Regions from separate parts of the Homo sapiens genome. Here all the other regions are linked to region 1. Evidence: chromatin loops called from intact Hi-C (ENCODE). Cell type or tissue: sigmoid colon. All regions are shown on one strand. Region 1 holds the start of NOVA1 (NOVA alternative splicing regulator 1). Region 2 has its middle 76 kb from the start of MIR4307. Region 3 has its middle 310 kb from the start of NOVA1. Region 4 has its middle 180 kb from the start of NOVA1. Region 5 overlaps NOVA1 (NOVA alternative splicing regulator 1). Region 6 overlaps LOC124903296 (a long non-coding RNA gene).

Region 1 (5,000 bases):
AATGAAATGAACTGACCCTTTAACAAAACTTCAGAGGTTTATAAGATGACAAACCTTCACTTAACATATTAAAAAAGAAGAAAAGCCCAGGACTGTAAATAGTGATGAGCTATATTTATTTGTCATTAGCAGACACATAAGGACTACAATTAGCCATTGCCTATATCCTACTTAAAGTCCGCAAAACAACCATTCTCCTACCAAATAATCCACCCAAACTGTGGGGTGTATTCCAAGTCTTCAATAACTGCCAGGAAATAACTCAGTGTGGTGGACTGGCAAATCTAACTAATCCTAGTGCATTTCTTTAGCACTTCTTAGTCTACCGTGATCTCGTTTAAGCTCATTAATTAAAGGACCTTAAGAAGAATTCTGCCAATACTAAAAAGCTTAGGAGTCATTTATATTAAATAGGCTTAAAAGTGACAAAACAGGTAATGTTCCTTTCCCAAAATAATCACAACTTTTAAAACGGAAAGGGGGTGGAAGAACCAGGAAAAATAAAATGAAACGTTTTAGAAAATTAAGCCAACTCCACAAACTTTAATTTCCGTCAACTTGATCACATCTTATACAGGAGACACCCCGGTAAATCCAGCTTTCTTAATGTGAATGAATGTTCCAAATGTTGTGGTGTGCCACTCAAAAGACCCCCATCCGTCTACAATGCATATGCTGGAGATAAATTCACCTCTGCTTCGATGCATTGGGTGCATTGTTAAGATGATTCCAGTGCAAATGAAGAAGCGATATCGGTCCCGTTAAAACTCATCTTCCAAGGAAGCGCAGGATGTTAACTAACAAGTCACCGTTCCAGACACCCCCACCCTCGTATGCACCCCCCTGAAGACAAATCAATGAAATATTTGCACCGACAATCTAAGTGCGGTAAGGGCATGCACTCATCAAGATTTTGCATACTACTTGTGGCCCAAAGCAAGAGGATGGAGAGAGGAAAAACTCTCCGGCGCCCCAGTCATTCGCAATCCGCTACCCAAGTGCCATTTATTTATTTATTTTATCAGACTGTTAAACGCAGCGCGCATCTTCGGGCGGCCATCACCTCACTCCGGGGTCATCCTCCTCCTCCTCCTGAATGGACCTTCTTGCCCAGGTCTAGGATATTTACATGGTCAACCTCTGGACCGATTAAATGGAAAGATAGGTCTATTCCGAAAAACTGGTCGCCATTTTGATGAATGATAAACACAGAAATGGAAATGTGTCGGGGACACCTAGGCGCGGGGCAGGTGCAGGGGAGGGGGCGCGGGGCAGGGGCGCAGGGGCCGCCGGGTTCGGGCTGGAGGTGTCCGGGCCGCGGGAGGGAGGGAGGGAAGGAGGGAGGGAGGACGGCGAGGGAGGGAGGCAGGGGCGGGCGGCGGGGGATGGGGCCAGCGGGGAGGTGGAAGCGATACCCACCGCCCGTATTGGTCCTCTTGGTGCTGCCGGCTTCAGGGGGGGCTTCCAGCGGCCTTTTCCGCGAGTCCGGCGGGTCCAGGTCTATGGGAACCCCAGTGTGGGTCCCGTTCTGCTGGATGGGAGCTGCCGCCATCATGTTTGCAGTTCCTGCCGCTGCTACCGGGAGAAGGTTCTCCCTTTTGTTTTGGCTTTTTCTTTTCTTTTTTCTTTTTTTTTTTTTTTTTTTTTTGCGTTTGGGGTTTCTTAAGGTTTTTTTTTTTTAATCGGATCAATATAAATCTCTTTAGGAAAAAAAGCAATGTTGCTGGTTTGTTCTCACTGGGGAGGGGGCAGGGCTGAGGAGCAGCTGCAGTGCAGTGTCAGAAAGGAGACAGGGGAATGGAGGGGGTGTGAGAGACGGAGGGTGAAAGAAGAAGAAGAAAGGAGACAGGGGGAGAGAGTGGAGAAGGGAGAGGGGCGAGTGAATGAGCGGGAGGAGGGGACCGGGGAGGACAGGCAGAGGGAGTGGGAGAGCGCGAGGGCTGGCGGGGCGCGGGGAGAAGCCGAGGAGGAGGGGAGAGTGAGGGAAAGAGTGAATGAGCAGGAGGAGGGGAAGGAGGTGGATGCCGAGAGAGGAGCGAGCGGCAGAGGAGGGCAGGAGCCGGGAAGGAGCGCGGCGGTCCCCGCGCCGCGCTAGCGTTGCGCTCGCTCCCGCTGCTGGTGCTGCCGCCGCCGCCGCTGCCGGAGCGGTTCTGCCGTTGCCTGGGCTGCTCGGCGCTGCTGCTGCTGCCGCCCGGTCTCGCTCATTATTTCTCCCGCTTGTTGGGGGGGGCTGGCGGGGAGGGAGGGGGGTGGCTGTGAGGGGAGGGTAGAGAGGGGTTGAGTTCGTAGACTCCCACACACTTCGCGCTCGGGTCCCTGCCTCTCAGCAGCGCCGCCGCCTCCCAGCGCCGATGCTTCAGCCGGCGGGGCGGCTGAGGGGTGAGGGGGAACTCCGCGGGCGGGGGCGAGGGAGCGTGTGTGCGCGAGCGTGTGCGCGCGCGAGGGGAGCGCGTGCGCGGTGAGGACGCGCGCCGGCGGTTGGGGCGGGGGCGGGGGCCGGGGCGCTCCTGTGGGAAGGGAGGGGTGAAAGGTCGCTGGTCCCCGGCAACACGGCTCAGGCAAACGTAAGCGGCTTGTCGCAGAAACCAAGGGGTCCACGAAACGCGCTAGGCTAGAAGGCGGGAAGGAGAGATTACTGACAGCCGTGCCAGCCAATAAAATAGAAATGTGAGAAAGGTTCTTCGGGCCCCTTCCCAATCAGGAAACTTGGGTGATGAGGGGCAGCGAAGGGGTGGGGTGGGATCTTGGTCCAGCTGGTACTGGAGCGGCGACAATTTTGGCTAGTCTAAGAAGGGCATTCGAGTGACCGTTGACAACGGGTGGGACAGCGTCAGAGCTGGAGGGAGAGCCAGCACTGTATGCTTCCAGGACTTCTTGCTAGGTGCATTAGTTTTTATTTTTAAGAGTTGGGTAAAAGACATTAATTAGTTAGCATCTCACTCATCGGCGATTTTCTACGGTATGATTTCATCCAAAGAGGATTTCTTAATCGCACTGTGTGACACCGTTAGGGGACTTAGAGTGTCACTCGCCGCCTTAAATCCTTTCGGGAACAAGCCAGGATATAAATAAATAAAGCTAGGTGTGGGTCTTCCCTTCACAAGGCGCTGGTAGGCAGACTAAAGACAGGCAACAGCTGAGTGTGCACACAGAACTAAATATTGAACGAAATACGAGTGTCGGAATAAAATTCATTGCCATGTGCACGGCTTATGATTATACAGATCTTGGACATATCACGGACCTGAACGTCAACCCTGCAACACCGGATAAAACATCTAATGTAGCTGGAATAGACTCTGAAAGGACGTTAGGCATTATCTAAATCAAGTCCCTCATTTTACAGATGAGTAAACTGACTCAGTGAAGTATTTTGCTCAAGGTCGTTCATCAAATTAGTAGTTTAATTAACTCAGTGTTCTAGGAAGCAGGGTAGTAGAAAAGCATGGGATTCGGAGTCTGAAATCTTCCTTGGTTTCTGGTCCTTGTAGGCTGTTTTACAAGTGTATCTTGGGCAAATCCCTTAACGTCTTGCCATTTATTAAGGGCTTACTTACCACGTGGCAAACAATCCACTTTGCATGCTGTGTCAATTACATGCAGTATGTCGTGTAGTTATTACTGTCCCCATTTTATGAGGTAGTTTAGGTTTAAAGATATTAGAAATTTACCCAAAGTTACGCAGTTATAAACATTGTAGTAATTTCAAACTCAGGTCTTCGTGACTGCAAAGGCTGCTGTCTTAAGTATTGTAATACATTAGAGCTCCGGATTCCCTCCCACTCAAAACAGAGACTGAGACTCCAACCAATTTCCACCATTATTGGGAGTCAAACGAGAGAGACTGTGGCAATGTATTCTAAGCTGTACAAAGGTATAAACATATTCACTAGATTTGTAGAATGAAGTTATTCCTTCCCTATACTTTCCACTACAACAATTCAGCCAAAAAGATGGCTTTCATACTAAGCATAAGAAGGAACTTCACTGTAATTATGATATTCTAACCAAGAATATATGCATATCTAGGCAATAACCAAAGTGAATAGAATAAAATTTAATTCCTGATAGATTAAATAGGCAATAGCAAGGAATGCTAACGCTCCTCATAGCGTTCTTGTTGGAAGAATCATCTAGGAGGCATTGGGATTTCTGGTGCTTTTTAAGCAATGAGAGATATCAGTCCACTGAATGAGGAAGAGAATAACGTTTAGTTTCGGACTAAAAGTTCATCTGGACTACGGAAAACACGTTTGCCTCAATCAGTGAAGAAGGTATGCTGAGAGCTGAAAGAAAAGGAAAGCAGGTAAGTTAGTGCATATTGGAAAAGGTCTATTAACCAAAGTCCAAAATTTTGATCCGATGTGTAATGTTATGGGAAACCACTATATAGCCTTCATGACCAAAATAAAGAGGAATTAAACATACAATTGGGTACAAATGGAGCTGTGATGAGGAAAAAAGGTTTGGAATAAGTATGTGGTATTCAAGATAGTAAAAGGCTGATGCCAGACGTTGTACAAAGTGTTCAGTGTACAAAATTATGTAAGGACGTTTTTAAATGAAAAATTACAAAAGGGCTGGTATTTGGCACTAGATTGTTTTAAAACAGTAAACAACAGTGGACAAAGATATTTGAAGGACAGATAACTCAAACATATTACACTAAAGCTCGAGCAAAGTATTCAGTAGAATGTAATTTTGAATTGGAGAAAGACTGAGGTTAGAATTGGAAAACCTTAGTTTAACAAATTTCTAAAAATAAAATATATCTAACATAGTTTAGAAAATATTTGGCATTGCCATGCATCAGTTAAGTTGAAAAAGAGCTTGTAAGTTAAATTGCTTTACAGATACATGCTATTAAATAAAAGTCACACTGTATTCTTATAGTATTTATTTGACCCTTCTCTGATTTCTTTCTTCAGACTTAATATTTAAATACTATTATACCTATCACTCCATGGGGCCCAGAAATGGTAGATATAATTTTTAATGTG
Region 2 (5,000 bases), 390 kb after region 1:
CCAGTGCATGGCTCGGATTTTCTCGAATTCCATTTTGTCTCTTCAAAATGTTCTGTCTATGTGTCATACTCCAGAGAGCCCTAATCACATTGTCATGTGTTCACATTTGATTTGTTAAAAAATGGTCATTACTGAAGATTTTTGAGGAGAGAAGTAACATGATCAGAGTCACACTTAAAAAGATTTCTCTGACAACTCTCTGGAAGATGGATTAGAGAGGAGAGAGACTGAAGGAGGGGAAATAAGTTACAATTTGATTTAACAGCCCAGAAGAGTAATAAGAGTCTACACTATAATGATGACAACAGTAATAAGAAAGAGGAGATGGGAAAAAAAAAAAAAAATATATATATATATATATATATATATATATATATATATATATACACACACACACACACACGCACACAATCTATGTATATGTTACATATACAGTTAATATATGTAAAACATATGTATAGTTATATATAAAACATAGATATAGATGTAGATATAGCTTAGGGTAGAAGTGGCTGGATTTATTATCTTACTGAATGTGGGATTCCAGAGTGAAGGAAAAGTGATCTTTGACCCGGAAGTTCGGAGTCATGGTAATTTAGAGTAAGTCAGCATTATTAACAGAGAGAGGCCAATCTACTGACATAAGAAGAACCAGGCACACACACACACTCAATGCAGACACAGAATCATTATGAAAAGTTTTATTTCTTCTATGAGAAAAGCATTTTTCAAAGAGGATCACCTAGATGGGCTAGAGATTGTGATATGGAGACAATTCTGGAATCGTCACGCCAGAGGGCTCGGTTGTATGACCAAGCATGCTGTCTCTCCTAGGGTACACCATAGGACAAAAGGAATGAGTAAAAAAGAACCTAAGATATATTCACATAGCTGGGCTATAATTATTTAATAAATAGAACCAAAAGAGATCATATTTTTATATATTGGGAAGCCACGTATAGATAATTTTATGTAAAAAGAAAGGGTTTGACTAGCTGGGTCTATAGGATGAAAAACCTTGCACTAGAATTGTGTATCCTGACTCTCAGTTCAGTTCTCTTTCCATTGCTTTTAGGATGTTGGCTGCAAATACATCAAAGGCAAAACTGTAAAGAAAAATTATAGGAAAATTTAAAATACATGGAAGGGGTAATAGGATTGGAAAATTATGTTAGATACTCGTGAGCTAAGTTCTCAAGCGACATTGTGAGACATGCAACCCTCCTTTTCTCTGGCTGAACCAACTACTTTCATTCTTTCATTCTAGTAGCCACTAGTTATTTTTGCTAAACTTCTAATTCTATCCTAATTAAATGGGGTGAAAATAAGCCACTACCACATTCAAAGCAGCTTGTGTGTTCTCCTCATGCTTCTGAACTGGGGGACTGTAACATTTACAAAAGGCTGGTTTTGCAGTAGGCTTTTCATGTTCTAGTTATATGACCTTAGGCAAGTAACTTGACTCTTCTGGTTTTATTTTCTTCAACTATAAAATTGATAGGGTAATAATAAGATCAAATTATAGGGTTGCTTTTAAGACTAAAATGAGTAATAGATGTAAAGCGCTTAGAAGACTACCTGGCATAAAATAAATGTTCATTATTTTCCCCAGAGTTAGAAAGTGTTCTGACTTGAACAAAGCATTACTCTCCCCTCACAGTGATCTATGAGCTATTTATAGCTCCATGTATTGTACAGTTTCTTCATGAAACCTTTTTACCACTTTGATGCCCCACCTTTGATCATTTTCCTGCTTATAGCCAAGAATACCTGATAGAAAACAGGTGCAAATGAGAGAGGATACAGCCATATTTTGTCATAAAAACTTTCATTCCTTTTTAAAGCTTTGCAAATAACTGATCAAGGAAGCAGTATAAATTGAGCATATCCCATATGCATGTCGTTGTTTATCGGTATAATTGTTGGTATATATCACTCAGTATAATTAAGACACATTAACAACATTTTTTTCTCTTTCTTTTCTTGGACTTGGAGCAAATATCCAGTATGCCAAATTATACTGAGACCGGGATGTCTGATATAATTGTAAGAAGTGGAGAGGTAGACCAGTTCTGAGATTCATAATCCAGACTCTGCACTGGATGAGGACTGATGCTTCTTGCGTGACCTCCCAAGTATTTATTTATGTAACACCTATTGAATGAAGATGTGTGAAGATGTAAGGATGAAAGAAAGGTTCCTCCCTTCAACAGCCTCCATTCACTCTATATAATGCTATATATCCATTTAAGCCTGAATGTAATTGAAATCTAATTCAATATTACTCCGGCAAAAATGAGAAAAAAAAGGGTAGTTTAATGGAAGATTAATTGTGTAGGGGAAGCAAACTAGTCAGTTATTTTGTGGGTGTTTTTGTGTTCCTTGGAAAGTATTGTGAGCAATTAATTAGTATGCAGACCTCGTATTCTCTAGCGGTATCTTGACTATAGCTAAAGAAGAATAATATTTGGCAAGAAGTGATTATAAATTATTTTAAAAAATCAAACATAAAAGAAAAGTGAACTTTCTGGTTCCTTAAGTAGGCCTATGGAGACACAGTGGCAGAGCCAGGTGGATTATTCTCCTTGATTTTCAAAATCAGTGTTTTAATGGAGGGCTAATTACGTAGAAGAGAAGAAATGATGGTATGCAAGAAAAACAAATTGTATAGATAAAAGCTCTTTTTGTGTGTGGTGGGGAGGAGATTTACACATTTTGGTGGTAGATTTGGACAGAACTAGAATTTCCATGTATTTTGGCGTTGGGCAGCAGAACAGCCGAAGTCTTAGTAAAACACACATACACACAGAGATGTGCACACACAGGCACACACTCACAGAAACGTGCCTCACACAGCATTCCTGTTTTTAAAAAACTATTAAAACGTGCCTGTGTTTCCCTCTATTGTCCTTCTTGGTACCTCTTTCTTCCTTTTTTTTCTCCTTCCTCCCTTCCTTTCCTTTTTCCCATTTAGGCTGGAAACGACTCTTTCTCTATTGAAAAACCTTCACAACTGCGGTCATTTCACATGCAACTCAGGTCCTTAGTTTCAGACCATCTGCTGCCCTCTTGTGGCCATACAATCCACCTATCCATGCCCCAACTCTAAGACCCTGATGGTTTTTGTCAGTTGAAATGTTTTTTTCTCAGATGAAACGGACATCTCAAATTATAAAAAAGCTATTTTTACTGTCATATATTACACCATTATCTTCTAATACACTTCTCTAAAGTATGTAAAAAATATATAATGTTTGTAATCGTATTAAAGACAACATATTCCTATACATCATGGAGTGATTGTTATATCTTTCAGGGATATTTGAAAGTAGCGCATTTCACTCATTCATGTGGAGTCTTCAGTAAGTATAAGCCACTTTATATTAGTAGATAATGTTCTAACATAGAATGAGCCATAACTCACCATATAGTAAAATTATACCATGGCAAAAATTCTCTGAGAAAGGTATCAGGTAATGATAATTCTTGATCAAAATGATTTGTTTCAAGCATGTCTCATATAATACTTTAATAATTGAAAGAAAGAAATGGTTTCAGGTAGAATTCTTAAATATGTCTTTTTATAGATTTGGGAAATATGTTTTTCTAACAGATTCTCAATTTCAGTACCAACTATACATAAACTAATACATTTATCTCTAAAGTCATTACGCTTCAATTTATAGTCTTCCTTTTTTACATCATGATTCCAGTGTTCTTTTTTGGTCACAAGAATAAAGCCAAAGTTAAAGCAAGGATAAAAAGAATCATTTTATTAATGTTGGCGTGCATGTCCCTGATATTCCTTATTGCACTGCTTTTTATTTTCAGTTTCTCATTACCATTTTAAATTAAGGACAAAGATATTTAACTTATTCAATATAATGCTTTAATGAAAACCAAAGAGCTAATTCCAAGTAGCACCATATACTCAGCTACTCTGAATGCTCAGCAAAGCTGACAATTCCATTTAAGGGGAACCTTTTTTTTTCGTTATTTGGGCTGTGGCTTAAAGACTATATTAGGTAATTCAAATGTTTCTATTGCAATAATTCCTAATTAAAATATTCAAGGAGATGGAGGTAAAAGAAACAGAGATTAAATGTTAAAGTCCTGGTACTACTGGAGTGTTAATGTCTGAGACATTGTCACACTGGCACAGGTTGTGCTTAGGGCCCAGCAAAGAAGAACATCAAATCATTTTAGAGAATTATTTCATGCTTTATATTTAAAACAAAATCAAATGTTATTTTTAAACAACAAAGAACATCAAATCATTTTAGAAAATTATTTCATGCTTTATATTTAAAACAAAATCAAAATCAAAATGTTATTTTTATGTTAAATAGATGATTTATCTATTTAAAATAAGATAAATAGATGATTTATCTATTTAAAATAAGATAAATAGATGATTTATCTATGGGAAAAGGCAGAAATCTGTTGTAATTCCTAATACTTACTTAATGGTTTAGCTGGTTATGGTTTGAATTAAAAATATATGGGACATGTATATTCTTTATCATATTTAGGGTCGCTAAAGGTCCTAAAACAGTTCTTAGCATCGGCAAGCCATATGATTAAACTGATTCTTTGGAGACTGAGAGTAGAGAATAATGATTCAATGAGAAGCATATGGGCTATTGAAAATATTTCTAAGCTGATGACTATGATGTTTCCTTAAACATGAATCACTGATTATTGATCACTGAACATGACTTTTTACCAAAAATAAATGCCCTTTCTCTATATTCCTTACTATCCTCGTCTCTGAAATGGAAAATAGAATTGTGATCGAATCTGAAAGTATCATTATTTAATTGATACCTGAATAAACCTAAATTTTCTTCTTCTTCAGAGCCGAATGAAGAAGGAGGATATTTTTCACCTGGATTAAAGTTATTTAACTATTCAATAACAGTTTTAAGCTGTCTTGTGACCACTTGTCTTTACTATTTGAAAACAATCTAACCTGGATGATAGAGCCAAAGGCGGTTGTC
Region 3 (5,000 bases), 310 kb before region 1:
AAAGAAGGATCACATATGTCTCCACAAATAATTTATAGATTTTTTTAATTCAACGTTATTGTAGTTTCCACTTTTCTTATTACCTAAATATCTCTATCAGGCCTCTATCTTCAGGTATTTTCTAGGAAGCATGCATATGTGTGTGTTTGTGTGTGTGTGCACGTTTTAACATATTCTCCTTTCCTTTTCTTTGGATCTGCTTTTTAAACAAAACATTTATGTTTCTGCACTATGGTCAAGTGTCCCAACCCAAGATTTTGTTGCTACCTACCTGATGAGAATATTTAGCAAATTAAACTTAAGGCACACTTTATAACTTATATTGTACATTGACATTACACTTCTCTGAAGATATTGATGTTGCTCTTGAATTTCTTCTTTTATTCTTTAGAGAAACACTGCTCTGCTCTTTATTACATTTTATGATATAGCCATTTACAACTATATAAGTTTTACAGTTTTCTCTAGTTATTTTTCTTCATTAATGCTTTCCCTTCAAATTCTATTTTAAATTTATTTTGATCAGAACAGTATTTTCCAGCCAAACAATTTCTTTTTAATTTTATTATTTGGGTATCCTCAGTGATGATTCAGAATATAAAATTCTGATGTTCTATGCTCTTCTCAACATTCTATTTATCTACTAAAGTCACAACCCGAAAATAAAAAAGGAAAGAAATTGAAGTAGTCTGCTTCCTTCTAATCTTTAGCTTTCTAATTGGACTTCAAATTTGCCGGAGAAATAAATGAGAAAAGTTCTCACAGTATCATGTAAATCAGCTAACCTGACTAGAAGTCCATTTGTAAAACTAGAGTTTTACAAATTTCCCTGGGATCTCCAGCAAATCTCAGATATATGTTCAAGGAATACGATGCTCACCTTTTAATAAGTCATCTCAGGACTGAATGCAGAGACCTTTGTGTGCTTCTGCAGGGAAGACATCTTTTGGTGTCAGTACCTGTTCATTACATTTGCAAGTCCCTGTAAACCTTCCTTATTAGTCTCTGTTTCTAAAGAATAGACTCAGTAGCTCAGAGTTTCCCTTTCTTCTCCTTAGCCACGTTCTTCCATCCAACAGGCACTTGACACTGGTCTTGATTGTTTTTCATCTTCACAGAGGAAGTTGTTTTTATTCTGCCTTTTTGGATTATTTATCACATCCTATCTGGAAGTAAGGTTACTTGCACTTACTTCCAAATAAGCTGCAGCATAGAGGATGGTTCTCCTCTCTTTTATCTGCTTATCTAGCAGGCCGACTTACTCATATTCGTAACAGTGGGATTATAAATCTTGGGATTTCTGCCTGAGTCTCTAGCTTATTGGAAGATTTACCCCAGTTGTGCGTATTTCTTAAACTTTTGCACAAAAAAGGAAGCGGAAATATGTTTAAGTCTCTTGTCTCCCGACCAAAAAAAAAAAAAATAATCACACCACATACACTGGGGAAAGTATTTGACAGCAGGCAACCACTCCATCAATTCACTGAGAGAAACAGGAAATTTGCCTCTAAAGACTGGTCACTTAAAAATAGATAAGATGTTGCGCTATGCAGTTTATCACTGGCACACAGCCTGGAACCTAAAAGAGATACTGTTGTGGACAACTAACACTTCATTAAAAATTGAAAACATATTACTCACATTAGTGGTGAGTTCCTTTCGGATACTTAGCCTGGGTGCATATATTCTATAATAGTGCTCCCACTGAAGCCGACTGGGGTGCATTTTGCAAACCAGGGAAATTACATGTGCTTTTTATGATATTCCACTCTCCCACCCCAGTTACTTATAAGGTAACAATAACCAGGAATTTGAAGCAATGATTTGGAAAGAGCACGTACGGCTGTGAGAATAGCCAGACTAGCAAGGTTACAGACACCGGATTTGCAGATGCTATTAGACTTTAAAGAAGCTTTTTAAGAGAAGCTTTCTGTTAGTTGCCAGAGATGTGATTTTTCTCTATTTTTCTTGGCTAGTGTTTTGGGGTTTATATTTGGCATAATCTAATCTGATATTAGCCAAAAAGAGTACTGAAGAGAGAGACTTTGCACTATGAACTCAACAACAAAATAAAAACAATAGCAGTGTCTCAGGGCTGTTTTCTTAGAGATTTATTGGGCCTTATTAAATTTGGAACCAGTCAAGAAGAATATAACAGCTGCTGTGAATTTCAAACAAAAGCAAAACAGTCTCTTCTCTGTTGTCCTCCTTTGTAGTGTCCCTGTAAGCTGGTGAACTCTCTGGGCAGGATCTACCTTACTTATGCTTACTCACTGGAAAGCATGTTTACATATACAACGTGATACTAGTAAGAAAAATCCAGGAAATTTGTTTTACTTCTCATTTCAGGGCATTTAGGAATAGCTTATAAAAAGGAAGCTGAACTATGAAGCTTACAAAAACTGATTTCCACAAACCAAAGATTTTGAAGCTGTTTTCCATGGCATTTCTTCTATCCTCCATGCACCTAAATCTTTACTAAAGAATTCTAAGAACAGATTAAAAATTGTAGGAGTGATATGTAGAGATATCAGTATTAATTTGAGCTTATGCCTCAGGAAAACTGAAAATGCTAACGCAAGCTCCCAGTTATTTATGTGAAAACAAAGCCCAGGATGCAATATGACTTGGAAATAGTAAACAAAACAACTGACAAAAAAACCCTCACAATACAAACTTTTTTATTTTGAATATTTTTTAAAAAGGGAATATTCGGTGTGTGACCTAAGATCAAATGGAGCTCACCTAGAATTTTACCAAAGGAACATGTTCTTAATTATGTTAGCATATGTTCCTTTTGAGTAATGTCTTTTCAGCAATAAATTCAAGAAGTGTAGTCTAAATATGAGAAAAAAGAGTTTATTTGCCACATGGGGTATCTACAATTGTTTTTAAAAAGGGCAAGAGGACTTGAAGTTACAAGCGGAATCTGACAACAAGAATTAGTACTCTTAAACTGCAAATGAGACACCACACATTGTGATGGTAAAAGTAATCAAAGACATTTCACTGGACTTGCTTTTTAGGAATATTTAGGAGACGTCTTATGTTTGAGTTCATTTTAGTGCAATCCTATGGTTGTGTCCTTGTGTCAGTCAGGTTCCAGTCAGAAGACAGACATCACACCCATTATTTTATTTTATTTGTTTTTCTTTTCACTTTTATTTAAGGTTCAGTGGTACCTGTGGAGGTTCATTATATAGGTAAATTTGCATCGAGGGGGTTTGGGGTAAAGATTATTTTGTCACCCCAGTTCTAAGCAAAGTGCCAGATAGGTAGTTTTACTATCCTCACCCTCCTCCCAACCTCCATCCTCAAGTAGGCCTCGATGTCTGTTATTCACTTCTTTGTGCCCATGTATTCCAGGATTTAGCTCCCATTATAAGTGAAAACATGTGGTATTTATTTTTCTGTTCCTGCATTAGTTTGCTGAGGATAATGGTCTCCAGCTCCATCCGCGTTTCTGCAAAGGACATGATCTCATTCTTTCTTATGGCTGCATCGTATTCCATGGTGTATATGTACCACATTTTCTTTATTCAATCTATCATTGATGGGTGTTTAGGTTGATTCCACATCTTGGCTATCGTGAAAAGTGCTGTAATGAATATTTGCGTGGATGTGTCTTTATAACAGAATGATTTACATTCCTTTGGGTGTGTACCCAATAATGGGATTGCTGGGTCGAATGGTAATTCTGTTTTTAGTTCTTTGAGGAATTGCCATACTACCTTCCACAGGGCCTGAACTAATTTACACTCCCACCAGCAGTGTATAAGCATTCCCTTTTTCCTGCAACCTCACCAGCATGTGTTACTTTGTGACTTTTTAATAGTAGCCATTCTGACTGGTGTTCGATGGTATCTCATTGTGGTTTTGATTTGCATTTCTGTAATGATTAGTGATATTGAGCATTTTTATATGCTTATTAATCACATGCATGTCTTCTTTTGAAAAGTGTCTGTTCATGTCCTTTGCCCACTTTTTAATGTAGTTGTTTCTTGCTTATAAATTTGTTAGTTGCTTACAGATTCTGATATTAGGTTTTTGTCAGATGCATAGTTTGTAATTATTTTCCCTCATTCTGTGGGTTGTCAGTTTACTTCGTTTATAGTTTATTTTGCTGTGTAAAAGCTTTTTAGTTTAATTAGATCCCATTTGCCAATTTTTGCTTTTGAAGATTTGATATAAATAATTTTTAGCCTAGGTATAAGGGAACTGTAAAGTTAAGAAGTGAATGCTAAGGCATCAAAGAAATTGTAATTGCAGGAAGCACCTACTACCCCTAGGGTTGTGGGAGAAAGTAGATGAGATTAGAATTATTAAAAGTTAGAAGTTTGGAGGAGGAGGGGCACCAGAGAAAGGGCACTAAGAATCTCTGAGGAGGGGTGTCCAGCCATCTGGTATTGATATTGCCAATATTCAGAGAAGAGACCCTGTGTAGGTGGAATCCAGACTTTGAGAAGGGGGCACTTGCCAGCTGTGCTGATATCTTTGAAGGTGTTCAATAAAGCTGCTGTGGGGCATTTTGGAGAAACAAAAAAATGATATACTTGTGCTATTAGAAAAACTTTTGCTGCCAGGGCGAGGAAACATTGCTAGTGTAACAACAATAGAAGCAGGAAATAAACTCAGAAATAGAAAATGATCAGGAAGGAGCTTGTCTCTTCTTTCTCCTCCAGCCTCCTACTCTCTGTCTACTCTTTTTCCTACTGTCTGTCCTACTCTCTGTCTCTTCAAGCCAAGTCCAGCAAGAAGTCAACTAGCAAAACAGAAATGCAGAAATTGCAAAACAGAAATTTGGCTCTGTTTCCCCACCCAAATCTCAGGTTGAAATGTGATCCCAAGTGTTGGAGGTGGGGCCTGGTGGGAGGTGATTGGATCATGGGAGTGGTTTCTAATGGTTTGGCACCATCCCCCTAGTGCCACCTCATGATAGAGTTCTCACAAGATCTGGTTGTCTGAAGGTGATAGCACCCCTCCCTTTGCTCTCTCTCTCT
Region 4 (5,000 bases), 180 kb before region 1:
TACTTTTGGTTGCAAGTAAGCCCCAACTAGGTTAAGACAAAAATAAAAATAAATAAATAAATCCACCAATATCATAGAATGCCCAAATAAATGAACTTGGGTTTTTGGTGATTCCATGCCAGGACTCTTCTGCCTTTCTTACAAACTTACCAGATACTCAGCAAACCACAATGAGTCCAGAGTCTCTTATCAAAAGATGGAGACAGGCTTTTGTTTTGTGTTGCTTTATTTTGTTTATTTGTATGAGAAATAAAATGGAAATTAATTTATCAAGACAATAGTTGAACTTTGAGGATGCAAATACTTACTAGACTAGAAATAGATTCTTTAGAGGTACACAATTATAATTTTATTCTAGTAGTATAGAATTTGCCATATCCCAAATAAACTGTTTAATTAGCTTTTGGTGGATATTTCCTTTCTATCATCTACATGAGATACAGTCAGGAAATGTCTTTGAAGTGGTCAGTATTTCAAATTATTGGAGAGGTGGCTCTTCTGGAAAATCAGTAATTCTCTTCAAGCATTGGCTTCTCCATTACATGGGAAAGTCAAGGAGTGCATGTCCTGCCAGCACCCAGGCTGCATTCTTTCCAAGGCACTGATGTAGGACTATATTAACTGGGGCCACGTGCTTTACAATAGTAAGGACAAAGTATTGTTCCTTCTCACACTGTCCTTTGTGAGTAATTGATAACTGCCTTGTTTTATGCAGTTATGCACCACATAAAAGCTTACAGGATCATATTGGGATAACTATTTACCATGAAGGGCAATACAGTATATGTTATGTGCTAGGTAAACACAGGGACTATGGACACAGACTGCCTGAGTTCCTCTCTTAGTTCTACTGCTAACTGTGATCTTGGCAAGTTTTGTAAGCCCTCTATGCTTCTATTTTCTCCTAAGTACTCACCCCCAAAGATAAAACACTTAAATCTGTGTAACATGCATAAATTATTTATAAGTGTAATAAGTGCCACATACATATTAGCTGTCACTACCACCAGTAAGTCTTTACACAAATACCCTTTGAACATTGGCCTCATTCCCATTCTCACTGCTTTTACCTCCTGCAGATCCTCATCACCTCACCCAACAGTCTATGATAATTGACTCCAAACTGGTCTCTCCATTCCTCCTCCTTTTGAATCAGTCTTCCATACAGATTTCTTCTTAATACTTCTAACATACCACTTTCCACTGCTTTCAATCAAAAATCATTTTCTCCAGGGTAAAGTTTGCTTTTCTTTACCTGACATTTAAGATCCTCTACAATATCCCCCTGCCCCTTTGCCAACTTATATTTGCAACAATTTCTTCATGTCACTGCACCATGTGGGTGGCTGTGTCTTTTGTGGTAGAGATAGAGTGGAGATACAGGGGGACTACCTGAAAGGAAGAGGTACAATGGATATTCATAATTTCTACTTAATAAGTCAAGGCTTCTGAGGTTGCTCTAAGCAAGACCTGGATTAATGTTGAAACTTAAGGCTGGACCACTCCTGTGGAATCCAGGAAGTCTCTGTGGATGGTGAGGTCACAGTCATTTCTGTGACTTGTACACTGCTCTTGAACTACCTTGGATTGTAAAATGCTGGACTGAATGGCATGTGATCAGTCAGCAGCTTTACCAAATGCTTTCTTACTCAGTAAAAGGGAACCACATTAGCTGCCATTGTAACTGTCCTGTACATAACCTTAACATCATACAATGCATAGTTTTAAGAAATATTAAACAGGAATGAAAGCAAGCAATGCATTCTTAATGGGTTTACAATATCTCTCATCCTTACTCCTTTTTCACTTTGGCTATCTGAAGACGAATTTTTTTTTTGTCTTCTAGTTAAGCAGAATGGATTCATTTCTAACTCTGCACTCTGCTATATCTTCTGATGGAATTTGTGCATTGCAAGAGGCAAAGTTATTGATACTATATTGATCTCATTTCTCATCTGCAAAGTGTATATATGAGTGTTGTGTATTGAATCTCTGTGTGTGTTTTGGTTACGTTTTAGAAATTTTTATAGTTGGCAGGGGCTCCTCTCTATGCTTCTTGCTTGTCTTATTCTGCTCCCCATGAAACTGATCAGGTTGCCAAGTTCTTCCTGACATCAAAGCAGGCTCCAGGCTCAGATGATCTCTGTGGGATGCAGAGGAAGAGGAGAAATAGCTTTTTTCCCACTCTTTCCCGGAGAACACTTCTCTGACCGAGTTCTGAGTAAATTCTAGGGCTTATTTGACAGATTTTTTTTTTCTTTCTCTTGCTGGGCAAGCTCCTAGTGAAGTCAAATATTGCAGCTGACGTCAATCGGCTTGTGTCCAGGTGCTGGACTATGCTGGGCAGAATCTCAGGGCAACAGATCCATCCCCCTTGGATCTTGATTTTTATAGTTCCGTTTTGCATGATGTTCTTTCAAATAGCAATAAAAATGGTAAACAGATTACAAAACACAAGCCACCCATGCGTACATTCCTTTCTCCTGAACTGAAATGAATACAACGCCAACCCTAACAAAGGTTAATTAATAGCACAGCAGAGATTCTTATTTAAAAAAAAATTCCTTCTTCCCACAGGCTGCAGAACTAGGCTCTTGCCAGTCCTGTGTGTTCCTTAGCCACAAATTTATTTGTACTTATTCTTCACATCTGTGCCAAGACTCTTGATTCCCTACAAACTTTCCATGTGGAGACACACGTAAGTGTGAGGCTGATAAAACTGTGAAGTGGGTATCCTTAACTTTCAGGTGCAGGATTTCTCCACATTTTGATACATTCTTACGTGTTTTGGATTTCTCCATTATTTTGCCCTAGAACCCACTGGGACCATGCTGTTTCCTGGTTTTACAGGCTCACCAGTGAAAAACAACAAGGCTTTATGCCTTGTTTTTTGTGAAGAGATGTTTTCTGTGAAGAGATGTTGTTTATCACATCTCTTCACAATCACCAAAATATGTACTACTTATCATTCCCACAGATCCTCACAAACTGATGTGTCATCATTGGTGATGAGTTTGTGTTTAAGGAGAGTTACCTAGGGAAATGTCTATATATGAGGCAGTTTATGGACTGGAGAGACATTTCTGGCTCCTAGTGTTGAGTAGGGGACACACTTAAACATACACAGACAGAAAGGTGAGGTTTGGGCTTAACGTAATCCATGTACATACACATACACACACAGTGAGCAAGGTAACCTAGACCCTTGCAGGATTTTGACTCCCTGAGAGAGCAATCAGCATTTATGTGAAGTGCAGGCATGACCTTTGTGTGTTTTCATATTTCAAGTGGAAATAGGGAGCCCACTATTTTTGGAAACTCTGCTTAGAATCTCCATCATGGACCTTCTCCTGGACTACACTGTTGTGATGACTTGACCCTGAAATAGAAATGTGACCTTTATACTCAGCAGACTCTCTGGTGTCTATTTCTTGATATTAACAGTTGCTGGTCAATGATGCTTTACAATATAGTAAATGCCTTTAAGTGATATCATCACATGGTTTTAGAATTTTAAAGGATCTCAAGGACCACCGATTCAGCCTGTTTATTCTATAGCTGAGAGACCTACGACCCAGTTCGTGGGAAATCTGAGCCTGGAACCAAGACCTCTTTACTCCTCATACCACAATCATTTATTTAAAAAAATTATTGAATGCAACCCAGAATTTTTATAAGACCCTCCAATTATTTTTTAATCCTGTGATAAGAAAGTTCTGGGCAATTTAATGTTGCAAAATTCACTAATTTATTTCTCTTAAATGTTTTGAAACATATTAGAATATAGTATGAGTGAAATAAAGCAAAGCAATGAAGTAAATTACTGCAGTTGACAACAGGAGTGTAATCATGCCCATTACAAATTCATTGTTAATGCTTTACCCTTGCTCTTTCAGATGTGCCATTGCCAGCACATGCATAAAACTGAAAAACTGCCTTAATCTTTCCAACATGAACTGAATGTGTAAAACTAACTAGACACTATGCAATGCAGTTCAACTTTTATGGGAGAAATAACGTACATAATTACCATTAGTCCTAAAAGCTTAAGATCTTCCTCTTTGCTAACTTTATATTGTACCCTATCCCCAAACCAATTCTGCTCCCATTAGGCTACTTTCCTCACTGTACTATATCCATGTCTAGTGCTGAGATCTGGGTGTGTGGTTTTGCTCAAACTGTTGTTTTTCTAACCCTAAGTTCCATGTTCCACCAAGTTCAAGCTCAAATCGTACTTCCCCCCATTAATTCTTTTCTCTGACAATTAAGCCTTCCTTTCATTTAACTCACACTCTTGAGAACATACAATTTATACCTTGACATTTTATCCATAATTATATCCAATCTAATATAATTTGCTTATTTATGTTCATGTTCATTTAGCTAAAATTTGCACTTAGATTGTGAAAATTTTCATGCAGAGATTATGTGTCTTCTCTTTTCTCATAATACCCAACACTATGGTGCAAAAAAGCGTACCCAAAACTAGTTGTTTTTGATTAGCCTATGATTAAATAAGGGCTTATGTGACAGGATGCACAAACTTTGCTACTCAAAGTGTGGTCCATGGGCCAGCAGTTCCCTAGGAACTTCTTAGAAATGCAGAATCTCAGGTTCTATTCTAGGCCTGCTGATTAAAAAAAATCCAGTGATGTGTAAAGTTTGACAGGCAATAGCTTGAGGGAGAGGGACTTTGGTGCGTCCAGACGCTGAGTTCTGGCCTACATGATGTGAGCATCAAGTTTTCCTGTGCAAAGAGGAAGGTGTTTCCTTGACATTTGTAATCATCAACTCCGTAGAGAATTTGGTGAAAGCTTTGAACCTTCTTTCAAAAAAATGAACGTAAAGTCATAATATTTTACACATAATTTATGAGCTTAAAGGATACTTTAAGCCTATAAAGAGATCATTTATTTTTCTCCTGGAGTACCTTGTTATGTGTTGTGTATTTACCATTGAAAAACAAGAGAGATCTAATTGGCCTTTCTGCAAGAGGATAG
Region 5 (5,000 bases), 69 kb before region 1:
AGGTAAAGTCCAATGAGGTGCTCTGGGCCACTGCAGCTGTGTGGCCCCAAGGAAAACTGTTTAAAACTGTGCATGGAAAAGAGAACTCTGCTCACTAGGTGAAGTCATGAGCTATGGTGCTTTCCCTGGAAAACACCCCCAAAGTCTGTTATATTTTCAATGACTGATACCAGGAGTCAATGGGCTAGCTGTGTGGTCTGAAGCCTGGCAGTGGGACAATTTAGATGACCTCGTTCCAGTTTCTGTGGAGATGAGCGTTATAGTTGCAGGCTGTACAAGTCTCACATTTCTTGTTCATGATTCATGTTGATGCCCATGGGAAAGTACCCTTTGAGGATGAGCATCACCAGAATCAATAAGCTGATCAGACTTGCACTGCCTTGGTAGAGACCACAGTCACCTGAATACATCATTGCCCAGAGCATGGTAACCCATCTCCAATTCAGGATACCGCCAAAAACAAAACAAAACAAACAAATAAAAAAAAAAAAACCTTAGTGATTCTCTAACACGTAAGGTCAAGGATATGTGTGCTCTTGACTATCAACTACACAGTTAAGTAGCAAAGGGAACTCTGGAGCCTATAGCTAGGGGTACCAGACATGTCTGTCAAGTAGACCATATAGTTCTTAAGGATACTACTTGGCACTGACAGCAGTAGACACCTTCCTAGGTTGTCCATTGTCATCTCTATCCACACAGTAGAGAGGCCATACTATTCAAAGACAGACGGACTATTTCACACATGTCGATTTCTCAAATGTACCCAATCAGACAATAGTGTGGCCTTTAGAGTAAAACTACCCAGCAGTGAGCAGATATTTGAGACATTCACTGGACCTTTTATGTCCCATATCATCTTCAGGCAAGAGGTACAATGAAAGACAGAATAGATTCTCAAAGAAGAAACTAAAAAAGGTAACTAGAGCCTAAAAACGGCTTGGCTCCCAGAGGCATACACACTTAAGAAAAGCAGTCTGGGTTCTAAGTGTGGCAATTCCCCAGAAGGGTCCCTTTCAGCTAAACAGAATGTTTAATTATGAGGTTTGAGGGGAAGGGAGAAGGCCCAGACTTGCTATAAAAGACCAAAAACACATGGTTAATCTTTCTCACACCACTTCCTCACATACTGTATCCCTGGAAAATCAGGGTGCTGGAATTTTCAAGTAGTAAAGTACTGGGGTTGGAAGACTCTAACCTGTTGACTCTTTTACTGTCCTGTTATGCTTACTAGGTTTAGGCAGTTAGGGATAATCATGATAATGATGATGAATATGAGGTCACAACTCCTATGGTATCTCCAATGTGGCCTACATTTCAAGGAGCAAAAGATGTTCTAAGATGGTACAATGCATATTGTATATAATGAAGAAACTGCTAAGCCATGTAGGGCCAACTCCAGGCCATATAGTATGGGTAAGGTAGAGGGTGGATTAGAAAAAGAGTGAAACAATTGCTGCAGGGACTGATCATGCTGCAGGGACTGAAACACATGGCTATGGGAAGACAGTAACCCTGGCTGTAGAAAAAAGAATACCTTAGACACCGGCACACCCAGGGTGGGTAGAAGAAACATTAATATTTCTCAGCTCTTAGCCACCGAGCCAGTATTACCCAGACTACTGCTTTCAGCTCAACTGTTGACCAATGAAGAATCTTAATCTAAGGAAAGCTGCTGATTGCAGGAGTGAACAAGCCACATAACAAGATTAATTTTCGGGACACTGTTATGATTCCCTTTAGCCGAATCCTACTATTGTTGGTGCCCTGTGGTCTTCTTCTAATACTTAAGGAAAGACAAACTCTTTTGTATATTCTTCACATATTAAAGCTGACCACTCTAAACTCTCTGGTCCAGTGGTGATGAAAAGTCTAGGAAGCCCTGGAGTTCCTCCCAGCCAGCTGAAGTGAGATATGTGTGATTGCCAACACCACTTGCTGCATTCTCAATTTATGACGTGAATGGCTTGGCTCTGGATGAGGAGCTTGGCTAAGGTCTATCCAACAAGTACACCCGATCACCCTACTAGGAGGCATATTTGCTCTCAGCCCCTAAAAGTACAATTAAGTGTAGTATCTAATGAAGTGGTTATGCTTTTTTTTTTTTCCTTTTTTTTCTTTTTAGACAGAATCTCGCTCTGTCACCCAGGCTGGAGTGCAGTGGTGTAATCTCGGCTCACAGCAACTTCCACCTCCCAGATTCAAGCATTTCTCCGGCCTCAGCCTCCCAAGTAGCTGGGATTACAAGCGCCCACCACCATGCCCAGCTAATTTTTGTATTTTTAGTAGAGACGGGGTTTCATCATGTTGGCCAGGCTGGTCTTGAACTCCTGACTGCAGGTGATCTGCCCACTTCTGTCTCCCAAAGTGCTGGGATTACAGGCATGAGTCACCACGCCCAGCCGAAGTGGTTATGCCTTTGAGGAATTGTTACCTGATATGGGAAAGGTCAAGGGTTGGAGTTGTAGGGGAATGGCTCTATCATGATGCTCCAGCAATGGTGAATGTATACTTATAGGCCACACAGTGAATGGCTTTAAATGCAGGTAATCTGTATCTTAGCAGAATGGTTCGTGATCCTCTGGAAAATGAGAGAATGGGAGACTATCACAAACAGTTTCTCATGGTCTCCCAGGTTCTAATGAGGTATGAAGTTTTTGCCTCACTCTTCCTAATCTTCAACCCCTTAGGGTATAGTGGCACACTATAAAAGTATTTAGCTGTACTCTAGAATTGAGTCTTCAGCAATGGGGAATCCTAGGACTCACACTTCAGTCATGCAGCCTTTTGTTTTTCATGTTGTCCTTTTCCTGTATGTGATGAGGACCTGGAGATGTGATACTTTTAGCTTCCCCTCCTTTTGCTGTCTATGTAAATAATAAACTATCTGAATCTAAAAATGGCTCATTTTTTTTTCACTCTGTCGCCCAGGCTGGAGAGCAGTGGCGCGATCTCGGCTCACTGCAAGCTCCGCCTCCCGGGTTCACGCCATTCTCCTGCCTCAGCCTCCCGAGTAGCTGGGACTACAAGCACCCGCCACCACGCCTGGCTAATTTTTTGTATTTTTAGCAGAGACGGGGTTTCACATGTTAGCCAGGATGGTCTCGATCTCCTGACCTCATGATCCGCCTGCCTCGGCCTTCCAAAGTGCTGCGATTACAGGCGTGAGCCACGCGCCCAGCCTAAAAGTGACTCATTTTACCTTTACCAGCTGATTCTGTCAGTTAGGCTTGGCCTCGCACTTGTCTACCTGCTGCATGCTTGAAAAATAAGTTATGGTATATTCATCCTATTAAATAATATACAGCAGTAAAAATGAATGAAGAAAGTATCAACCCGGAAAGATTTATCAAACATTCTGTTAAGATTAAAAAAGCAAGTATAATATGTTCATTTAGGCTTACAAAGAAAAATACACCTACAAATGTGCCTATATATAAATAAATATATATCAGTATAAATGTATAGATAATTATCTGAAAGCAAACAGATCAGATCTATAATACTTATCTCTGGGAAAAGACTGGAAGCGTAGGTAAAATGTTACTTGCGCTGTTTATTCTACATCTACTGTTCTTGAACTTTTCAAAAAAGTATTCAGGAATTATCCATGCAAACAAAGGAGATCATTCAAAGGATGCTAAAAACACTGCTTCCTATTACTTATGTATTAGAACCCATTAACAATTAAGTTTCTTATGTGTGTGAGGGGTTGGGAGGGCAGAAAAAAAACATAAAAAGTATGACTACTATGTGTAAGTATTAAGTAAATAAATTACAGAAACCAAACCTATTTCATCTAAATATCATCCTTTCTAAAATTCCTCAAGGCAAGAATCCTAAATATAATAATTATAACAATACGAATGACATTAACAATAATGAACATTAACAACCAAAAACAACACTTACTGAATATTTTGCATGTGACAAGTACTGTGAAGAGACATTAATATGTACATTCATTCTATACAGAATGTTAGCAGTCTCCACCTAAACCCACTACTAATAGGAAAGTCATTATTTTACAAGGCATGTTTTATTTGTTGGATGGGTACAAAAACTAGAGCAGTATTTCATACATAAGTCAGTACTAAATTAACTTCAGCAGAAAAAAATCCATCTACTCCTTCTTTATTTAGAGTCTGTCAAATGTGTGATGATAGCAATTTTAGATTTCCCTTAATTAAGCATACTTATTGATCAAATTTGTTTTCACACAATATGTAACATGACCTCAAAATGAACCATAGATCTAACCATAAAAATTAAGCTATAAAACCTCTAGGAGAGGCTGGGCGCGGTGGCTCACGCCTGTAATCCCAGCACTTTGGGAGGCTGAGGCAGGCAGATCACCTGAGGTCGGGAGTTTGAGATCAGCCTGACCAACATGAACAAACCCCGTCTCTACTAAAAATACAAAATTAGCTGGGTGTGGTGGCACATGCCTGTAATCCCAGCTACTCAGGAGGCTGAGACAGGAGAATTGCTTGAACCCAGGTGGTGGAGGTTGCCGTGAGCCGAGATCGCGCCATTGCACTCCAGCCTAAGCAACAACAGCGAAACTCCGTCTCAAAACAAAACAAAACAAAACAAAACTTGTAGGAGAAAATCTGACATTTGCAAGCATTTCTTAATATGCAAAAAGTAAGACAGGTTTTTAAAAAGCGTTTACAAACTGGACTTCATGAAAATTAAAAATTTCTGCTCCTGGAAGGACACAAACAAATAAATGAAAAGGTAAACCACGACACAGAACAACACAGGAGAAAATATTCACAACACATATATCTGACAAAGGACTTGTATCCTGAATATTTAAAGAACTCTTCTAACTGATTAGTAGAAAAACAATCCAATAGAGACAACCAAAGGTTTGAAGAGTTGACAAAAGAAAATAAAGCAATGGTCACAAAGCACATGAAAACCCACTAAGAAAACAAAAATTAAAATCACAATGAGATACAATTACGCAAATTACAATGGCTAAAATTTTAAAA
Region 6 (5,000 bases), 240 kb after region 1:
TGAAATTATAATCTGGGAATTCTGCCAAAATCCTATTCTTGAGACAAATATTTGGGACCTGAGTTATCCCTATTGGTTGCCTTTATTGCTCACATTCATTTCACAACTACTTTTCTGCCATATCATTTTTCTTGAATTGATGTATACTTAAAGACACTCTTATGGCAGATAAATGTTTCTTTCTTAGTAGCTAGCTTTCAGACGTAGTACTATGTGCTTACACATTCACCTAAAAGCCCATTTATGAAAATAGGCATTCATAATACATTGGACCACCAGTTTTTTTTTCTTTCTTTTTTTAATGCTACTGCATGTCAATGGGATATTTACTTTGCTGGAAAAGGTTCTTGAATACTATTGAAGTTTTATCAGTTTCTGTCTGACAAGAAATAGCTTGGGTTGCCTATGAATGGAATGGGCCAATAACCTAGATAAACATCAGATAATATGTGAGCCCTTAAGACACTTTTGAGATATGATAAAACATGTCAAGGTATGAAGGGAAACTATCTCAGTAACCTTCGAACCACAGAGTATTAGTTTTGAAAGATTAATCTTAATAGATTTTGAATCAATTTATGTCATTTGAACACACAATGAGACAGGAAGATGCTTCTCTGTTCTATTTATACTTCCTGAAGGTTAACTTTCAAAATGTGTGTGTACTTTGCATTTGGAGAGCTGTCAGATGATTTTTAAGACTAAAAAACAGATTAGATTTTGGGATTGTATTTCCTATCCCCACAGAGAGTTTACAGTTGAGCAGAAAGTTGAGTTTTATATGTAAAAGTGAAATAAATTTTACGTTTTTATTTAATAGCTTTTGGAAAGGTAAGTAACACAGATTGCATTAGCTAAGCCACAGGTAGAAAAATAATTCTTTAAAGTATTTAAATATATCTTAAAAATGCTATACTCCCACATTACATTGGGTGTACAATTTAAAATACATGATTTTTAAGTCATGAAAAATATTCTGGGGCACATATTTTTACAGAAATTCTTGAGTTCAGCTTGTATGTTTTATGCATGAACACTTGCAGTGGCAAGCCAAAATGACTTATTAGAAAGGGTGAATTTTCTGTAAGCACCTGAGCATTTGGGTGATCTATGTTTTTGGAACAGCACTAGCTTAACTAGATGTGAGAGGGTTAGATATTTTGGGAAGTAGGGTCATTAGCATAATGTGGGTTCTTCTGAAGCAGGGGGAATGTAGGTGATCTAAACGCAATCAAGGTCACGAAGCAGCAGCTGATGTTCAAGTCAGCTAACATTCTTTTTGATTTAGGCCACCTTGATAGAAGGATTTTTTTTTTTCTTTCAAAATGTGTGTAATGATGCTAAGTCCATTACCAGATTATATAAGGAAAGCGATCATTATACTAGCAAATATGCCTTTGTAGAGCCTATCCTGTGAATGTTTGTGATTTCACACATATGCAATTAAGATAGCAAATAAGCCAGTTTAAAGAAAAGGCAAATTCACTGTCACAGTATGAAGTCAATCTTTTTAGTTCCTAAAATTTCTTTCTAAGCAATGATCCTTAATGACAGTGGATAAGATGTTGTCTTTCCTAAGAGAGAAGCAGTGACAAGATGAGATGGCTATGGCATGATTTGTGATATTTTCTTTCAGGAGCTTTTATAGTTAATAAATAAACCTAATTATAACTCACCCACAAGAAATTCTGACAATATAAAGTTGACGACTGCTAAAACTCAGCAGGTTTGTAATGTTTTCCAGCAGCTATTTTGGGCTACTTTATGAAGGGTGTGAAACGAAGATCAGTCAATCAAATCAGGGTGACATTCATTTATAAGACTTGTGAGAAGACTAAAGATAAGGTTTAAAGTGCAGTTCAATTATAAAATTGATTCAGAGAAACGATGTGGGCTAGCCTATTCATTTTCACTCCTTGTCCTCTAGGTCAGACGTGGTTTGATGTGTAAGTCCAAAGCTGCAATTTGCAATTTAAAGAATTACTAATAGAAAATCACAAAGAGTGGAAAATCCCAGTTTTTCACCTCTGCCCTCTGACATCATCGTGAGAAAAACATAATTTATGCCATTACCTTAAGATAATATTGCATGATTACATCTGAGGCTCATACAAAAATTAAAGATTGATGTAGATATAATATTTGAAAGAGGGGTTCAAAAGTTCCTTGAAGCCTGTCTCAGGTTTATAAAATTTGCTTTAGAGGAAACTCAGCTGTAGGCTATTCTCTAATTTTTTTGTTTTTTTACCTGAAATAGTTTATCTGTAATTCCACACAATTTTATTTCTACACCCATATCAATTCTTTGAGCCTTTTCTCATAGATCCTCTTTCCCAATCATTTCCATTGCTCTACTCTGGGCACATTCCAAGGTTTCCACAACTCTCTTAGTAGTACAGGCACAAGCACCAATAAGGATCTTTTTAGGAGCCAAGCTGAATGGAATCCCACTTGTTTTTCCCTCTGTTGCAACAACTCTGTGGGACTGCCAAGGAGAAAATAAATATTTGTTACTTTTGGTAATGAAAAAAGTATGTGTGACTCAGCAGCACATGGGGAGCAGATGTGTTGAGTAAGAGGCCACTCCTGTGCAACAGACCTGTCACTAAGTGAGGCTATAAATAGAGAAAAATTAGGAGAGAATAAACTGCATCTCTGATTCGGCTCAATCGCGTTTAAACTAGAATTACTAAAGTTTTTGTTTCTGATGTAAGAACAATTCTGCTCTGTATAGATGTCTGGTCAACATGTGCTTAAATGAGCCAGGCAGTCCCTCCACCCCTACCACCCCACACACAGGCAGTCTGAACAATGGGAGTCCTGGGGATGTTGAAACACATAGAAGTTCAAAGAGTGGATATCTTGCTCTAGAAATTGCTGGATTGGCCTGATTATGTTGACCATCTCTACCTTTTTTGTCCTAGCAGGTGAGAGCTGAAATTTTACCTTGGACTTGCCTGGGTGTTTTTCACAGGGGAGGGTACTGAGCTCCCAGTTGGTAAAGTAAATGCTTGTAAAAGACATGTTCTACTGGATCAAAGTCAGCCCTAGAAAGTTGGCCACATCTCTTCCCAGATAAAATTGTTCAGCCTGGGGGTTGGTAAGAAAGTGGATTTGGATTAATAAATAACTCTAAGAAATCAAATGTGTAGAGTTTACTAAAGAGCTACCACTTGGACAGTAAGTATCCTTTTTGCAGGTGTGAATTTCCTAGAAATAATTCACTTGCAATTTTGCAATATGACTTTTTCAAGCTCATATTAATACTTTGATACTTACATCAGGGAAATTCAATGGAAAATATCTGCTCCTGTGTCTCATAATTTGCCAGATATATTATCTGTACATATAACGATGGACTAAAAAGAAGGCAGGGCAATTCTAATGGTTCTAGGACAAAGCCAACTATATTATCATCTCTTGAAGTCTAGAAGCCAGCCTTAGTCATCTGTGCATATGACAAAACAATATAATATTGTCTAGAATATAATCTATGCTCACTGTATATTTGTAGGATGACATAAACAATTCTCTCATAACTACCTACCATTAGAATGAGATTTTGACACTCTCTCCCAAAACCTAATTCTGGAATGTTATTGTCTCAAGACAATTCTTGGTTGCTTCCCAAGGAAGTTCTCCTTAGACCTATAACTTGAAAGGAAAAAAACTGAGAAGGATGAATATTAAAATGATATTTTGTTATGGTATCTCATAAGGTATGTTAGTTTTTTTTTTTTTTTTTTTGAGACGGAGTCTCGCTCTGTCGCCCAGGCTGGAGTGCAGTGGCGCGATCTCGGCTCACTGCAAGCTCCGCCTCCTGGGTTGACGCCATTCTCCTGCGTCAGCCTCCCGAGTAGCTGGGACTGCAGGCGCCCGACACGACGCCCAGCTAATTTTTTGTGTTTTTAGTAGAGACGGGGGTTTCACCGTGTTAGCCAGGATGGTCTGGATCTCCTGACCTCGTGATCCGCCCGCCTCGGCCTCCCAAAGTGCTGGGATTACAGGCGTGAGCCACCGCGCCCGGCCCCTCATAAGGTATGTTCTTTTACTTCAAAATAAAAAATAGTATTAAATGAAATAAATAGCTGTGGTGACTACATTGCGATGGAACATATTCACTGTCTGAAGCCAATCAGTAATGGAAACATTACTTTGATATCTATACTGCAATAAAAAATTGACAATTTTTTTCTACATACCACATACAAAATGCTGATTAACTCTCATGTTATTTAGGTAGGAGTCTCCGCTCCAAGGCAGAATTGATTAGAGTGGCATTCTTTGCTTCTGCCCTCCCCTCTCCTCCTGCTTTTTTCTTTGTTACTTGATTGCCAAGACTGCTTGTTCACTGAAAATTACACTTGTTTGAGAATGCCTTACTGATAGACATAGCAGGAACAGATAATTTGCAGAATCACTTAACTAAACTGCATTGCAAAGAAATCTAGCAGCCAACTTTTGTCAATGGCAGACACCTGAGTTATTATCCTAGGAAGAATTCTTGCTCCTCAGGCCTGTGAATGATAGGCGTTTTATAAGCTCTTTATCCAAATGCTATAAAGCTAAGGTCAATAAACCTTTGGGTGAACTACAGTCAAGAAAAATTTTATTTTCATGTACTTCATGGAAATCAAAACAAAAAAAATACTCATTCTTTATAAAAGCAAGTTTCCCTTCTTATGTTTTACTGGTTTTATAGTCCCCAATTTTTCAATCCCCTTCCAATATCTTGAGTTAACTTCCAATCTCCCAGAACCTCACTCTTCTTTCCTCTCTCTTTCCTCATTTATCATAGACACCAAACTATCCTAAATGAATATCTCTTTCTCATAATTTAATAGACAATTCCACTGGCCTTACTTACAAATACCATTTTTTCTTATTACATGGAAAAATAATAATAGGTCTCTCATTGAGTAATAATACAAAATATTTATCCATGTACAAATTACTTACATGCAGTATGGAAACACATTCCACCATAATTATTGCTTATT

What was found. Hi-C counts contacts between places; a loop is a spot of excess contacts. Peaks named below come from ENCODE experiments on the same cell type or tissue, not always from the same donor. Only the 100,000 strongest peaks of a DNase experiment are listed, where the experiment ranks them.
Region 2: a loop joins it to region 1, with 10 times the contacts of the local background. A loop is called at or near these places in 3 of 110 quality-filtered maps.
Region 3: it touches region 1 in a loop (3-fold over the local background); 2 of 110 quality-filtered maps call a loop at or near these places.
Region 4: a loop joins it to region 1, with 5 times the contacts of the local background. A loop is called at or near these places in 2 of 110 quality-filtered maps.
Region 5: it touches region 1 in a loop (2.0-fold over the local background); 7 of 110 quality-filtered maps call a loop at or near these places.
Region 6: a loop joins it to region 1, with 2.3 times the contacts of the local background. A loop is called at or near these places in 3 of 110 quality-filtered maps.

What each region holds. Positions count from the first base shown.
Region 1 is chr14:26,595,882-26,600,881 of GRCh38, forward strand. NOVA1 (NOVA alternative splicing regulator 1) reads right to left here and starts at 2,152. Exons shown (of 5, transcript NM_002515.3): 1 at 1,420-2,152. The coding sequence starts at 1,555. NOVA1-DT (NOVA1 divergent transcript) reads left to right here and starts at 2,766. Exons shown (of 7, transcript NR_147061.1): 1 at 2,766-4,306. In sigmoid colon, no CTCF peak of the experiment used is centred here; DNase peaks (open chromatin) are centred at 1,010, 1,430 and 2,570; H3K4me3 peaks cover 3,507 bases; H3K27ac peaks cover 1,238 bases.
Region 2 is chr14:26,981,680-26,986,679 of GRCh38, forward strand. No RefSeq gene overlaps it. Among named protein-coding and RNA genes, the nearest start is that of MIR4307, 76 kb to the left of the region's middle. In sigmoid colon, CTCF peaks have their summits at 3,064 (motif pointing left) and 3,263; a DNase peak (open chromatin) is centred at 3,042.
Region 3 is chr14:26,284,767-26,289,766 of GRCh38, forward strand. No RefSeq gene overlaps it. Among named protein-coding and RNA genes, the nearest start is that of NOVA1, 310 kb to the right of the region's middle. In sigmoid colon, no CTCF peak of the experiment used is centred here; no DNase peak of the experiment used is centred here.
Region 4 is chr14:26,413,535-26,418,534 of GRCh38, forward strand. No RefSeq gene overlaps it. Among named protein-coding and RNA genes, the nearest start is that of NOVA1, 180 kb to the right of the region's middle. In sigmoid colon, no CTCF peak of the experiment used is centred here; a DNase peak (open chromatin) is centred at 2,327.
Region 5 is chr14:26,527,034-26,532,033 of GRCh38, forward strand. The region is part of intron 2 of NOVA1 (NOVA alternative splicing regulator 1); the gene reads right to left. Among named protein-coding and RNA genes, the nearest start is that of NOVA1, 68 kb to the right of the region's middle. In sigmoid colon, no CTCF peak of the experiment used is centred here; a DNase peak (open chromatin) is centred at 1,948.
Region 6 is chr14:26,839,619-26,844,618 of GRCh38, forward strand. LOC124903296 (a long non-coding RNA gene) reads right to left here. Exons shown (of 5, transcript XR_007064093.1): 2 at 2,947-3,090; 3 at 2,249-2,485. Among named protein-coding and RNA genes, the nearest start is that of LINC02294, 20 kb to the left of the region's middle. RefSeq lists enhancers at 1,794-2,993, 2,365-2,659. In sigmoid colon, no CTCF peak of the experiment used is centred here; a DNase peak (open chromatin) is centred at 2,553; H3K27ac peaks cover 373 bases.